Regions from separate parts of the Homo sapiens genome. Here region 2 is linked to region 1. Evidence: chromatin contacts called from ENCODE Hi-C or POLR2A ChIA-PET data. All regions are on one chromosome and are shown on one strand. Each heading gives the region's core, a stretch centred on a gene start or an enhancer-like site at or near the end of the contact. The rest is flanking DNA. Distances are from core to core; before and after follow the strand shown. Region 1 overlaps VTI1A (vesicle transport through interaction with t-SNAREs 1A). Region 2 overlaps LINC02935 (long intergenic non-protein coding RNA 2935).

What was found. Hi-C counts contacts between places; a loop is a spot of excess contacts on that map. ChIA-PET counts read pairs that join two places held with the same protein, here RNA polymerase II (POLR2A). Pooled maps may share reads with other maps.
Region 2: a map with no recorded cell type shows a loop between it and region 1 (4-fold over the local background). The contact joins two enhancer-like sites. A Hi-C loop is called at or near these places in 1 of 37 single-sample maps with no recorded cell type and 1 of 50 pooled maps. POLR2A ChIA-PET finds 5 or more read pairs at or near these places in 2 of 52 experiments (H1 and OCI-LY7).

Annotation. Positions count from the first base shown.
Region 1 is chr10:112,526,595-112,534,482 of GRCh38, reverse strand. It overlaps VTI1A (vesicle transport through interaction with t-SNAREs 1A), which reads right to left. Exons shown (of 8, transcript NM_145206.4): 4 at 7,319-7,396. Among named protein-coding and RNA genes, the nearest start is that of VTI1A, 83 kb to the right of the region's middle. RefSeq lists an enhancer at 3,178-3,227. Within about 2 kb of position 3,367, at least 2 of the 41 ENCODE cell types and tissues checked have a DNase peak (open chromatin) inside an H3K27ac peak, as active enhancers do.
Region 2 is chr10:112,912,327-112,920,214 of GRCh38, reverse strand. The region is part of intron 2 of LINC02935 (long intergenic non-protein coding RNA 2935); the gene reads right to left. Among named protein-coding and RNA genes, the nearest start is that of LINC02935, 25 kb to the right of the region's middle. RefSeq lists a silencer at 4,408-4,608 and an enhancer at 6,654-7,154. Within about 2 kb of position 4,519, at least 8 of the 41 ENCODE cell types and tissues checked have a DNase peak (open chromatin) inside an H3K27ac peak, as active enhancers do.

The DNA of each region.
Region 1 (7,888 bases), core at 2,118-4,617:
TCAATCAATGCAGTCAAATTAAACTCAAAAGTAATTCATACTACTCTATACTATAAGCAATTAGACAATTTTTAAATTGCAATATAGGCCATTATGTCTTAATAGAAAAATAAAACCCAATCTTACTAAATAAAAAATATGACTATCTCTAAAAAAGAGTACCAAAGCATGTTTGATATGTTTGACTTAATTTTTTAAAAATAGAATTATTCAGCATCCCTCATTAATACAAGGATACAATTATAAACATTGCAGTAAATATTTGCTGAGCCACACACAAAAAAATCTGGAGTTGCATTATGAAACAGTCCAGCAAACTCAGAAAAATGAGAACTCACTTGGGTGCTGCATGCTACAAAAAGCAAAGTGTTTAACAATGACGAAAGCTTTGGCTATTCTTAGGTATCTATGTACACAGAGTAGCAGGGCATTTATAACATATGTGTGTTTCCCCAAAAGGATAATACATCCATGGTGTCTTATGTTAAACCCAATAATTTTGGGTGGGGGAAAGGAGTTTATTTAAGAACAGTTTACAGTAAAGTAAATCAGAATGTTAGAAAAAAAAAATCATACTAGCTTCTTTGAGAAACTACATAAATAAACTTGAAGTTACAGCCTACAATAAAACTACACTCAGGTAGAGTTTTAAGATATTCCTTTATTATTCCTCCTTTTTTTTGGCCTTTAAAGTATTAACTTTGTCCCAGTTCCAACAAAGAACAATGATCCCTGAGATAAGCATGATTAGGATATAGTTGTGTTTTAAAAGATGGTGAGCAGAAAAGATTTCTGAACAATATAAATGATACTTTTTGCTATGTATAGATTTACCTGGAAAAACAAATCCAAAGATCCACTTCAGATTTAAAAACTCAATTTTATAGGGAAAAGCAGAATTAAAAAAAAAAAAGAAGCTAGGAAGTACTCACCTCTTCACGTAATTTTATCAACTGCAACATGAATGCACAAAAAAAAGATAAAAAGGAAAGAAATGGCAGGAAAGAAAGATCAGTTGTCTGACAGGATACAGAATTAACATTGACAATTTATCTGTTTACATGTTTAGCATTTAAAAATCACAGACAAACACATTAAAAGAACCTAAACATAGACTACATGCAGAGTTTTTTGAACGAATAAAGATCACTTTCTCACACTGTCACATTAAACAAAGAGAATAGTGTGAAATTCTCTTTTAAAGTACATCTAAGACACCATCATGAAATAAAGGGGAACGACTTCATAGAAGTCTATATTATAAAGAAAGAAAACAAGTTTACTGTTCCTCTCTTCTAAGAATGTACCATTGAAGAGGTTTTGTATATACAAGTTTTCAGGATGTTTCCCTATTTGGAATCTTGACAACTGATTTCAGATTTTACCTACAAATGAAAATGATTAATAGCTCATGCTTTGGTTCCAGTAAGTATTTAAAACAACAAACTATTATGTTAGTTAATGTTATACTTGTACCCACTCTAGTAATAAGACTGCATTTGGAAGTAATGTTATTTTAATAGAAAATAAAGTATGCCAGGAGAGATAATACTTATTTAGATCATAGTATCAAAAATTCACGATCATATGAACTTCTGTGTATGTAAGAGTCAATTTCTACATTTTTATTTTGCTTAAGAGGCTACCACAATCATGTGGCATGTTTTCATTTTAATTTTTGAATGATTTCTTCAGTTTTCAATTTTCTTCATATTGTAAACTGGCAATGAGCTCTTACTTCATTTATATTGCAGTTTTGTTTTCACTAAAGTCAAATAAAAAATCACTCCTTACTTCTTAGTAAATTATCCTATGATAACATTTTAATTCTCTTATTTAGAACATTTTTCTATTTACCTTAAATATAACAGATAAAACAAGCTGTTTAACTCTTTAGGAACTAAAATATATAACCATATATCTGGCTCATTGTGTGTACGTGTGGGTGTGTGTGTGTTTGACATTATTCTAAACTACAAATATCACTGTATAAGTGAGATGACGACCACAGTTTCTGCAATGACTAGAAACTGAAACCTATGTTGTAACAGACTAAACCACATTCTAGGTCTGAAATTTGCATCCTCAGCAATTCAGGTCTACGACTGATAATTTTTAAACATCCAAATATCTGTAACATCTGTTATAACACTTGACATATGCAGGTCAATAAATTAAACTATTGCTTTGGGAGAAATGTGCCTGAATTGTTCACTATAAGTCTCTGTAAGTATCATGTTTACTATAGCCCGGATATCTCAATGCTTAACGCTGTTTTTGTCCCGAATTCAAGGAAGGCAGTATGCATTCCAGCTTATTCTGTTATTTCATTTGTTATATGAAAAGTATTTTGAGTACCAAAGAATAAGATTTTAAAAACTGTTAAGAATCTTTATAAAAAGGGTACATAAGTTATCATGTAATGTCTCACAGTACATTCAGTGAAAATGAAACCTTTATTATCATCGTTTCAAAATAAGAAGCTTTCTTTATTTTTAATTAACACACTCAGCAACCATCCAGTTACATACAAGTAAATCATCTTTTCATTTCACATGAAAAGTTATAATTCTTCCCCAGAAGAAGCAAAATTTTAAGCTAAAATACCTGGCCTATCATATATCGGAATCTTTCTCTTTGCTATCCCAACATCATGGGAGAAAAAGGCAAACATTAATTCTCAGAAAGAGACGATCTGGGAATTGATCGGCCAGCGATCTTTTCTTTCTGGGGGCACTATTCTTTGGTTGACTATGATACTTAAAGGGCCAAAGTTTAAAACTACTCTTCAGCAATAGAGACCATTTGGGGCATGCCACCCTGCCATAATCAATGAGTGTTTAAAAATGCTACCCATTTGTTTTTTCAATAGGTTCCAAACAAAAAACGTTCTATCTTGTTTGTGCTGCATGGCTGCATTCAAGCTCTACATCGGATTTGTAGCCAAGCTAGGTAATGGGAGGGTTTTTCATCTTTATCTTTTTTCTTTTTTTTTTTTTTCTTTGCTTAGGCCGGGAGTTATTCATTCAAGTAAACAAAAGATGGCCTATTTCTGAAAATTAACAATGCGTAGACTGGACTGTAAGTCGTGATTTCGTATTTTCTCGAGTTACTAGCTCCATCATAGGCAACATGAGAGTGTGCAATGCCACCATGTTGAGTTATGATAATCAACATCTTTTCTGAAACAAAGATTTTTTTTCCCCCAATGCAGAATTTGATACAAGAGGTAATCTGTTCCTTTGTGGGCTGAAAAAATCTGGTTTACGCTGGTTTGAACCAGTGGAATCTCTTGTGGTTAAGCCTTCTGCTGTGACTAAAATCAAAACTGCACTGCAGAGCATGTGAGGGTTCATGCGCGCGCGCGCACGTGCGCACGTGTGTGTGTGTGTGTGTGTGTGTGTGTGTGTGTGTGTGTGAGGTGTGTCACGTGACCCCAGAACTACCGAATTTTTTTTAAAGCTGATAACGCGACTGCTGTCTCTGTTCGCATACAGATAACGAATAAATGCTGAACTCTATTAAACGCCCTTTACACATTATCGTGGGTCGAACACACAATTTTCTGAACTTATGATGACAGTCTATTTATTTTGCTATAAACCCTCAGCACGTAACGAACAGATTTGTGCCTGGTAATGATCTGCTCTGCCAGGGCTATATGAAATGATACCGACCTTCTTTAGATCTTGGGGAATTAAATTGACCGACTTCACCCCCTGGTCTGTAGCTGAAGTTTGACACACTTTATGCACAGCAAGCCCAAATCAGAACTTAAGAGAACCTTGTATTAAGAAATTAAGCAATCATTATCTGCTAAATATTGCTTTGCCACAAAACTTTCCCCACATTTGGAAATAGTCTACTCTTTATATTTTGAATCTTCTATTTAGGATTTATTAAAAGTCACTGATCAATATAATTCTGCATATAGAAACTGAGAGAGTATTAGGGTTCAAAATCAAAGCTTGGAACAGTTTATTTGCCCCATTATCACACTTCACTATGAAAGGCTTTATGATTTTATTCTATAAGTTGTGTTTTTCCTTTTATGAGAATGGTTCTCATGAAATGCAATCAAGTTATGAACTATTAATGTTTCCACTCTAAATACAACATCACTACATTCAAGAACTCAACTCTTTCAAAGAAATAAAATGTTGCCACATGGAATGGTAAATACGGTATTTTCAAAGAATAGAATGATAATGCTTAAGACAGTAATCCTTGGAAAGCTGATAGCCCAAAAGTACTCAAATGTACAAAGTAGGTAATTTTCTTGCCCCTTCTTTGTAAATCAGCATTAGCTATATTTGATTGAATGAAATGAATATGAATCAGAAATGAATGTATACAAAGCATTTAATTTGGAATTAAATGCAAAGGGTATTGTATGAGGGACATTAAAAATGCTTTTGAAAAATTCTTAATTTCTGAATTTTTAACATTTCTAATCATGGCAGAAATGTTTATGTACCTAAGAGTAAATTAACATACTTTATAGTTAATTGGCAGACTATAATTATATGTATTACAGTCAGGTTTCAGATGCCTAAAAAAACTGCATCATAAATTATCAGAATGAGAAATAATAGCTATTGTATTCATATTATCGAATCTTCACAAAGAAGCAACTATAAGGAGGATGTGTATGTTACATTGAAAATACCTAGCCAGTATTTTACCTATATAATCATTGCTATTAATTCCTTATTTTCCTATTTTGATCTATATTTTTAAACTGACAGGTATATCCCAATTGCAATTAAATGAATATTGCTATTTTTATCTCATTTTGTTTATCTCCAAGTTTTATCCATTTATATAGTTAGTATTCCATGGATAAGAAGTTCTGAAAATCAATTTATTAGCAAATAACTTAGAAGTAAACTTATTTGTAGGCAGAAGACCTTTTCTTATATAAATTATAAGCAGCCCTACCTAGAAAAAAACTCTTCCTAGCTACTGAGCTACAAAGATTAGTATAGAGCCAAATTAAAATATTTTCTTTCTTTACAGAAAGAGCTTCCGTTTTGACTCCATATTCTGAATGAATGCTGATGCGGAATAAAAAAGTTATTCTCAAGTGACCATACCTAGTTAAGGATGTGTTTTAGTTTGAGGGATTTTAATTCCTATATTATGACAAAGAGCCTTAAAACAAAATGCAATGACTTCATATGAAATGGAAACTTTGCTACATTTGGTAACGAAATATCCAAAACGTTCAGTGTGGTCTCTTTGAACTTTTACACCTCAATCAAATTTTAGATGGAAAACTTCACACAAGTAATAATCTAACAGTACATATTCTCATGACTATAATTTATCATACTCTATTTATTGAAGTGACAGTTCCTTACATGTAAACTTCAGGTTCTCCAAGCACTTTCAGAATTTGTAAGTTTGATTTATACAAGTCCAGGGGAAATCTCTGCATAATCACTTTAAGGTGACAGGAATATAATTTGAAAAATTCAGAAAATATGAACTCAATCTATTTTTGTGGAACAGTTTTCTTTAGGCATAAAAATCATACTTATATGTACGCAAGGCAAATGTTTTAGGCATATAAAATGTCCATTAAGAGAAGTGAACACGTTTGAAAAAAAAGGGATCCCTATCATAGAACTACAACATCCATTACGATAAAGGAGTCTGAGTTAGACAGGCACACCCCCTTCCTTTCTATTTCCTCTGCATTAGGCAGTAGTTTCAAATGAGGGAAAGATCTATAGCTGTTTAAAGAACTGACATGGGAACTACGCATTCACTTTTTTGCAAAAAAGATAGTGTTTTTTGCAGTAGATAGGAAATAAAATTATGATTCACTCATTTTCAAGAGGTATGAGCAATCTAAATCTCACTTTAAAAACAGAAGAAAATATTTTTTCTCTCATCCTCACATTATTTAATCTATTATGAGTAAAGCCCCTTTATCACATCACCCTTTTATGTTTGATGTGCTATTTTTTTTTTCCTTTAGCTATTCTCACATTTCAATCAGGGAAGCTGAAATCCCAAGTCAAATCTGAACGTGTTCACATGTCTGAACTCAAGCTGATAACATCCAAATAGTGGAGGAGGTGACATCTTTCCAAAAACAAACATAATCAGCTCAGTCATTCTTCTCTCTTTTTTGGGGGTGGGTGAGTAGAGTCCTTAATCACACAAACAACATCCCTGTTACAGATTATAGTATAATAGATAGCAAATACTATTAGCATATATGGACCTATAATATCATCTATTTGAGATGGTAAATACAATTATGCAATTTTTATAATATGTATCAATATATTAGGTTTCACTATCCTATTAAAATTTTGGTTTACTCAGTGACTGATTTATGTTCATTTTCATTTAGGCAGAGTAGAGACTTTTATACTACTTGCCAAAGTGGCATTAGTAACCATGTTCAGGTCTTGTTTCTGAAGGTCCCTATCATGTATTTTCTTTAAAAGTGTCAAAGAAAATCAGTCATTAGGGCTTTTTTGAGGCATTTTTAAAGTCATTTCTACAATGAGGTTCTTAAAACTTTTTTTAAAGTTGTATATAGTATCTACATGAATTAATGAAGTCTGTAGTATTAATTCAAAGAAAGAGGCGGGACATTAATTAGACTCATGACACTACGGTATGATCCAATGAGAACCGACAGCCAAGTTGTAAAGCTCTTTTAAGAAGAAACTGTATCTTATTTTTTGGCCTACGCAGATCTTAAACTGCAAAAAGACTTATCCTATTATTATTATTATTATTATTATTATTATTATGACTATTATTTGACAGAAGCAGTTCCTCTGTATGGGTATCCAAGTTCCACACTGGTGCTTCCAATTTGCATTTTGGTGAATGTATTTTTAAGAAGCCACACAATAGGAGATTGGGCTGCCCTGTTGAATTTTGAAAGCTTACTTTCATTTGTTTTGCTGCAAGTGTTGATTTAATTATACTGCATTATTATCAAAGCTGTATTATGTACTTTTTTATTCCTTTTACATGTGTTTGAGGTGAAGACCTTGGCTTTGTCTGCAAACGGTGTGTTTCAAGTTATTCCTTAAGTACTAAATAATAAAGAAAAGAGAAGAAAAGATTTTTTTAAAAGATAGCAGACAGTGATCACAAGGTAAAGGGTTAAATGTAAGATCTCCAAGAAACATTTTGAAGTTGATTAAGACTCCAGCTTTGCATTAAACAGTATCGCTTCCACATGAGTTGCTGCTAATACCGTTAAGGAGCAGCTTGAGAGCCCAGTGCGCCAGTGACCTCCTTCACCCTCCAGCCACCCACCGGGCCTTCCTGATTAGCATTCTACCTGGTTCTCTGAGGAATTCCCATCATCCCCCAGGAGCTCATTCCGTACTTCGTCACTGTAGGCGATCCGTGACCTTTTCTATAAAACAAAACAAAAAGGGAGAGAGTGAGAGGAACGTTAGAAAGTAAAAGCTTCCAAGCTTTATTGGTATCAAGGCTGATCTCAAACCTCGAGAGCCCCCTAATGGAAACCTATTGGCTACAATCTGCACACCAAAGTTGTGTAAAGTTCCTGAACTTCATAAGTTTCATGTAAATTAGAAGTTTATAAGATGCCAATAATGAAAGGAAACTCTGCATTGTGTATTCTATTCATAAACGCATCTGAACTTGTATATAGTTCCATACATCGCCATTCAAATAAGACCACTAAGCTGAAAGAAATACAGCTATATAACTGCATGTCTGTAAAACTCACTAGATTGTACTTAAGACAGGAGTATATGTTTTTTTTTTTCAATATTGTGGCAGGAAATGGACATTACAAAGCTTTCAATTTAGCACTTTAAAAGTCTCTAATACTAGGATAATAATTATATCTCCAACTATACTCTGCAATGCCTAGAATAGC
Region 2 (7,888 bases), core at 3,270-5,769, 380 kb before region 1:
ATAAAATAAACTGCACACATTTATGGAGTGTCTGCTCAGTCCCAGATATTGAACAGGTACTGAGGATGCAAACACTGCATTCCACCTCAAACAGGATGGACCATGGAAAGCTTGTGTTAGATTTGTGAACAGAGACAACCATGTGCAAACATCCAGGTGGACACCGTCCTTTCAAAGAAAGTAAGACATTGATTCCAGGTTTGTGCCATGTTCTGCAACTCCCGAAAACCTCATCAGGAGTCATCATTTTGTTTTGTTTTGTTTTAACCTATGGAGGCATTACTCACTTCTGTCCCCAGCCTGATTCAGCCACAGAGCTGATCCTCCCGCTCTAAAAGAGCAAAGCTTGGTCACCACTGAGGAATGTCAAAAGGAGTAGTGCTCGTACTCAGGACCATTTCCACTCTCTCCTTGGCTCTGGTGTGTTTCCTGTGTCTCCTCGTTTGTTATCATCTGTTCTTTCCTCCATGTCACTTACTTCTTCGGGATCTTCGGTCCTTAGGTCTTCGGGGCTAAAGAGGTAGCTGGTTCTTGGATGGCCTCAAGACTCTGGCCAAAGGCAACCTCACACTGACATTTCTTTTGTGCCCCTCCCCATCTTACTAGACAGTAAATGAAAACAGAGGACTTCCAAGACCAAGAAAGTCGAATCAGATCAGAGGGGCCATCTATGCCAGGCAAACAACTCCTCGATCAACAGACACACATACAAAATAGAATAGGAGCCACATGGGACTTTTTACATAGAAGTGAGCCCCCATTATTTTATAATCCCAAACAGAATCAAAGGAACAGAGAAGGAAGATAAACAGACACTGGCCCAGCTCTGACATCTAGTAGTTGTGTGTCTTTGGACAAAATTCCTAACTTTTCTTACACTCAACTTTCTTATCTGTAAAATAAAGATAATCAGTGTATCTACCTCATACTGTTGTGAAGATGCAATGAAATAATACATAAAGCACATAGCTCAGTACCTGATACCCAGTAAAAGCTCAATAAATGGGAGCTATTTATCGTCATCATTGTCATCATCATCATCACATCATTGTCATTTCATCATCATCATCTTTTCCAAGTTCATATATTGCATCCTCTTAGTGCCTTGAAGGTCTTGCATTTTGTACTTGCGATCAAAAGGGTTAACTCCCTGGAAGGTGCCTTCTAGTTCCTGGTAGAATGCACCTCTTAGAGCTGGATCAAATGACTTCAGGATTTTTCTTTCCAAGCCAGTGGTTAGGGGCTCTGACTGCTCCACCTACCCCAGAAAGGGGTGGGAGCCCATTCAGGGAGGAGCCAGGTGGAACTGGATTTTCTCCCCTTTGCTTTAACCCAGTATTTCTTATAGTTCTTTGTCCTCCCAAACAAAGCAAGAGGAAAACTTCCCCAACTTGTAAATACTATGGCTATAAACCCAGGTTATGGCAATGTGCTAAGTGACTTTCATCTGAGGAGGGCACAGAGCCCCTGTGCCCACGACACTGCCTGGCACAGAGGGGCATGCAGTAAATATTGTTGAGCAGATGAATGAAATGAATGAATGAGTGGATGAGCAGAATGAATGCAAGGCCTCTTTCCAGTCCAGAGAGTCATTTCATCTCCCATAGAGGCTAAGCCATGGGTCCTACTTCTCTCTTCCTGTTCTCTCTTCTCCACCAGCCTTTCCTTGTTTGCTACTGAGGCTAGGTAGGGGCTTGTAAGAGTTCTACCATCAATGGCTATTTCCCCTAAGCCTGAGAAATAGATCTATTCAAAGCAAATAATTGGACGGGCACCTATCAGATTATGCCAGATAAATAGTACTGAAGAGATCTCAGGTGATTAAGTATCAACAGCTGTATACAGGACTACTTAATGCATTACTCAATCTCTGTCAATTGAAAATGCCAATGAATGCATCTTGTGAAGGAGACAACCTCCTTTCTTAGACTGAAGCTCAGATGGGTAAGGTAAGGCGAATAATGGAAGGTTCTTATATATCAACTACATTTAGGACAAAGTCTTTCCATCTCTTTTGAGGACTCATGTCTGGGGCCTGAGAGATTAGAATATTAGCAGAGATCTGTCACAAAATGCATCAAGCTGGCTTGTTCTACAGCCAGTTTTTTTTTTTTTTTTTCATGAAACAGGCAAAAAACAAACAAACAAACAAAACAACAAAAAACTCTGCAGGCAAGCCGTCACAGATAGTGGACATTGCTTTGGTTGGAGAAAGCTCTGACTTAAGCACTTTCCTAGATGTAGAATAACATAATGCGCTTTGGGGAACACATTAAGCCTCTCCTGTTCCTTGGTAGCTGCTCTAGATTTGCATTATGCAATTCTGGATTGATATGTTAAGGACTTAATGACCCCTGTCTCCTTTGCAACATCTGAACTGCCTTATTTATGCTTACGGCTAGATGGCTCATTGTGTATGGAAACACCCTCCTCTCTTTGAATAAAAGTAAAAACAGCCAAATTAAGGAGGCTGGTTAACATTTTTCCAGGAATAATGTCAGCTGGGAATCCTAAACTGTAGATTCTTCATATATAAAATGACTATAATGATAGAACTGTGTATTTTTAGTTTACAAAGTATTTTCATACCCATTTTTTTTCATTTGGTCTTTAAGGAAATGTTGGGGGAAGGATAACTCCCCTTATCAGTGCCATTTATGGAGAAGGCAACTAAAGTTCAAAATGGGTAAAGGGGGTGCCGGGCATGGTGGCTCATGCCTGTAATCCCAGCACTTTGGGAGGCCAAGGGGAAAGGATCACATGAGCCCAAGAGTTTGAGACCAGCCTGGACAACAGACCCCGCTCTCTACAAAAAATAATACAATTAGCTGGGTGTGGGTGTGTACCTGTAATCCCAGCTACTTGGGAGGCTGAGGCAGGAGAATCACTTGAGCCCAGGAGTTTGAGGCTACAGTGAGCTGTGATCATGTCACTGTACTCCAGCCTGGGCAACAGAGTGAGACCCCATCTCAAAAAAAAAAAAAAAAGAATTAGCAAAGGAACAGAAAGCAGAAATGGGTGACTCCAAGTCTCATGCTCTTAATTTACTCTTTTTTTAAAAAAAAATCTAAGCGCAGACATAAAATTCCATTGTGGCAAAATAAGTGTAGTAAAAATACATTATCACCCTCTTTTTATTTATTTACTTTTTTTTTTTTTTTTTTTTTTTGGAGACAGGGTCTCACTCTGTTGCCCAGGCTGGAGTTCAGTGGCATGATCATGCCTCACTGTAGCCTCTAACTCCTGGGCTCAAGGTATCCTCCCACCACTGCCTCCCAATTAGCTGGGACCACAGGCATGCACCACCATGCCCGGCTAATTTTCTTCTTCTTCTTCTTCTTCTTCTTTTTTTTTGAGAGATGGTGTTTTGCTTTGTTGCCCAGGCTGGTTTCGAACTCCTGGGCTCAAGTAATCCTCCTGCCTCAGCCTCACGAAGTGCTGGAATTACAGGCATGAGCCATAGTGCCCACCCTCATTTTTTACCTTCTCATAAGGTGGTCATGACTATAAAAATCACCTGGGAGCCTTGGCCCTCACCCCCAGAAACACAGAAAGGTTGGAAGAGTGCCCAGGAACCTGCAGGTTGGTTTAATAAGCTCTGGCTGGTGATTCTCTGGGAAGTTCCTTGGGTAATATTCGGAAAGAGTTATATACCAGGCTTTTTCTTTGCTGACATGATTCAGGACAAACCAAGAATATTTAGTCTCCTCTTATCCTATCTCTAAAACAACCACCTCTGAAGACCAAATCTTGCTTATTCCTGAGATTTTTTTTTCCAGCAATTCATAGATAGTGACTGTCTTGAAGCTCTAGGCAAATTCAAACGTCAACTCTGTTGTGTTGTCTTACAGTGAGCGAGTGACTAAGAGACAAACAGCTTGAACACTCTCCATTCGGGGAACATTTACAAACATACTCAAGAATTCCACCCTGAACAACTGAAATTTCAGACTGTGGGTTGAAATATTGAGACTTTTCACGAGCAAATGTCTGTCTGAATTTTTCTTTACTAGTTATGCTGGAAATTCTATGGCCAGATGTCTATTTTCAGCAAGCAATCATGAACTCTAGAAAGCTTAAGCTGTGTGTGATATGAGTTACTAATTTACTAGATCAATTACCAAAGGGTTACAGTGGTCAGTCAAGAGAAATATGACAGCTAAATTCCACTCTGACTCCAGCCAGACATTTTTACAGGCCTCATTTCTAAGAGCCTGAGAAATTCTGCAGTTCCACTTTCACTGATTCATAAGTCCCTTCTCAATTACCCAGGGAGGGTGGTTACTGACCATCAGCATGCCCTTCCAACTCTGTTTAATAGTTACTTTAAATCATGGTTACTGTGCTTTTAGTTGTGGTTTTAATGTACTTAAAATGGCAGCTCTATGAATGAAAATAGATCCTTGCCTTTGCAGGGTACAGCGGCACTTCCCAACCGTGGCTAAGACCAGAATCACCTACGGGGCTAAGATCAGAATCACCTACGGAGCTCACATGTTAGAGACCCACCCCAGACCTAGTGACTCAGAACCTCCCGCGACGGAGCATGGGTGTGTTTGTTTATTTGTCCTTACTTTTTTTTTTTTTTAAAGAGCTTCCTGGGAGTCCCCACCCCACTAGCCCTCCCCCACCCTCACCCTTAGGAACCACTGATATATTTTTTTGCTTTTCATGGTAATAAGATCTACCATATGTGAAGGTCTCTCATGTGCTGGGGGCTTTGCCTGTAACACACCTAATTCTTCTAACAACTCTGTAGGTTAGGAATTATTACCTTGCACATATTACAAATGAGGCAACCTCCACCCAGAAAAATTTAAGCAAAATTGTCCTGAGCTACTAAATCCAAATCTCTGCTCTTTCTACATGAAAATCCATCATTATGTGAGAGGCTCAGGGAATCAGCAAGATGAATTAGTTTGCTTAGGAAAGTAGTAGATACATCATTGGATATTTTTCAGAAAAAAAGTCCTTCTCTCCTGCCCTCTGCTTTTTCTTTTCTTTTCTTTTCTTTTCTTTTTTCTTTCTTTGAGAGACGGAGTCTTGCCCTATAGCCCAGGCTGGAGTGCAGTGGTACGATCTTGGCCCACTGCAACCTCCACCTGTCTGGTTCAAGCGATTCTCGTGCCTCAGCCTCCCAAGTAGCTGGGATTATAGGCATGCACCACTATGCCTCGCTATTTTTTGTATTTTTAGTAGAGACGGGGTTTCACCATACTGGGCAGGGTGGTCTCAAACTCCTGACCTCAAGTGATCCACCACCTCAGCCTCCCAAAGTGCTGGAATTACAGGCGTGAGCCACTGCGCCCTGCCTCCTCCCTGCTTTTTCTTATCCCTTGGGTCTTAGATAGCATTTCTTTAGGGGTACTTTTTCTGAGTCCCTAACTCTGGCCAGCTGTCCCTTCTCTGTGTGCCCAGTCCACTCTGTACTGGACTTAACACATATTGTAATGTTTGTCTACTTCTTTGTCTATTCTCCCAGAGGGCAGATATTCAGACTCACCACCAAAGCCCTCACTAGTCATCTAGTTGAGTACCTGCCTCATTTAAATGCTCAATAAATATGTGTTGAATGAATGGATGAGTAGACGGATGGACAGATGAACAGATAGGTGAAAGGATGGACGGATAATTGATTGTGGGCTGAATTAACTGGCAAGGGAGAAAAACGAGGACATGACTAAGAACATTTTGTAATTCTTGGAATAGGAGAATCACACACAAACAGACTTTAGACTCCTCTTAGTCAAAGGGGTGAAGATTCAGGGCAAATGTAATTTTGCGCATAAATATACAGGAAACCTGTCATAACCCCAGGGGAATATTTAGGTTACAAACGAATGAATGATTTAACTCATCTATTGTTATTCAATAGTCATAACAATGCCACCTTGGTTTTATACAAATCTTTTTCCCCCAAAGGGGTTAAGTCACTCAGCAAAGGACAGAGTTTGTGACTTCCCATTTCAAAGAACGTTCTCAACTATCTGGTTATTCCAACTGTCTGAAAAGAAAGAAGGAGGAAGGAAGGGAGAATAAAGACCATCTGTATGGCGAAGTCGGAAGCTCCCTCACCCTATTGCTCCACAGTGGTTCATATAAAGAGAAAAGGTTTTGAAATAATGGCAGGTCTTCAAGAGTAACAAAGGGCACCTTAGGAAATAACGTGAAAACAATAATAGTGCAATGCGGCAAAGACAGTGGCATAAATACAGAGGAAGGGAACATAAAGAGGTCTGGATATTAGAGAAGGAAGCTCCTTGGAGTTACTGCCCTAGGACTTGGGTAGTCCTTGTAAAAGGGAGAGCCTCATATTATGGGCAGGTGTTCAAGAGCAATAAAAGGCAGATTAAGAAAGTTCCAGCCCAGCGCAATGGCTCACGCCTGTAATCCTAACACTTTGGGAGTGTGAGGCGGGTGGATCACTTTAGCCCAGGAGTTCAAGACCAGCCTGGGCAACATGATGAAACCCCATCTTTACCAAAAATAGAAAAAATTAGCCAGGTGTGGTGGTGTGCGCCTATAGACCCAGCTACTGGGGGGACTGAGGCAGGAGGATCGTTTGAGCCTGGGAAGCAGAGGTTGCAGTGAGCCAAGATCATGCTACTGCACTCCAGCCTGGGCAACAGACCAAGACCCTGTCTTGAAAACAAAAAAAAATCCCAAGCACACTGTGTGCCTACACACACACACCCGCCACACACCCACACCTACACACACCCACATCCACACACACACACATTCACACACACCCACACACACCCACATTCACACACACACACCCACACACACCCACATCCACACACACTCAAAAACCCCACACCCCCCACACACCCACCCCTCACACACACCTACACACCCCCACACACACCCACACACACCCCCTCACACACACATACACACCCCCACACACCCCACACACACCTACACACACACACCTACACACACACACACACACCCGTGCACGCACACACACCCCCATACACACCTACACACACCTACCCCCCCCACACACACACACCCTTACCTTAGTACCCATCTTCATTTCCCGCCCCACTCTTCCTTAATACTGCATAACAAGGAGTTCAATGTCAGATTAAACCCATTTTGAACATGAAAGTAAAGACTACAGCTCCCCCCCAAAACCAGAACATTTTTTCCTCATTATCACCTCATTAAGATGCCCCTAAGGTCCTTAATCTTTATATGACGATATCATACAAGGAACAGGTCCTGCATGCCTGCGATGAAGCATGACTGATATTTAAGCCCAACAACTCTAGAGCATTTGATTGCTTCTGCGTTTATTCAGAATGGCACTTTTATGCGAAGCCATAAAGTGGCGAATTTCCTATGCAGAGCTGAGAGTGTGTGAGTTGGGGCAGGTGGTGTATGAAGGCCTAGGGTAACCTAGAGTAGCTCTAAGCATGGCCACCGGAGCCAAACGGGAGACTACGTGTGACTTCCCTGTAAATTGCTGTATTCATGTTGCCAAATCCCAACGCTACCTCTGAGAAAAGGAAAGGAGGAGGAAGTGACGTCAATGAGGAAAAAAGTCAGATAAAAGCAAATTGTCCCTGACAAATATGAGTCATACACCTTTTAACCAAGTCGTTCTCAGAAAAGGAAGCCATTGTTAGTCGAATTTAACCTCTGAGACTACAAACGCTGCGATGCTTAGGAGATGAAACTTTATGCGGCGATGGAAGGACTCCCACCCACATAAATACACTCTGTACACAGAATCTCCAGTTTTGGCCGTAACCTCAAACTCATCTGCCATTTTGGCCTCTAGAAGGGAAGAAAAAGAACAGCTGTGACTCCAAGTCGAGTGAATGTACCGCTCCATCTCCATCAACTTAGCCCGTTTTTGGATGTGGGTAGTGAG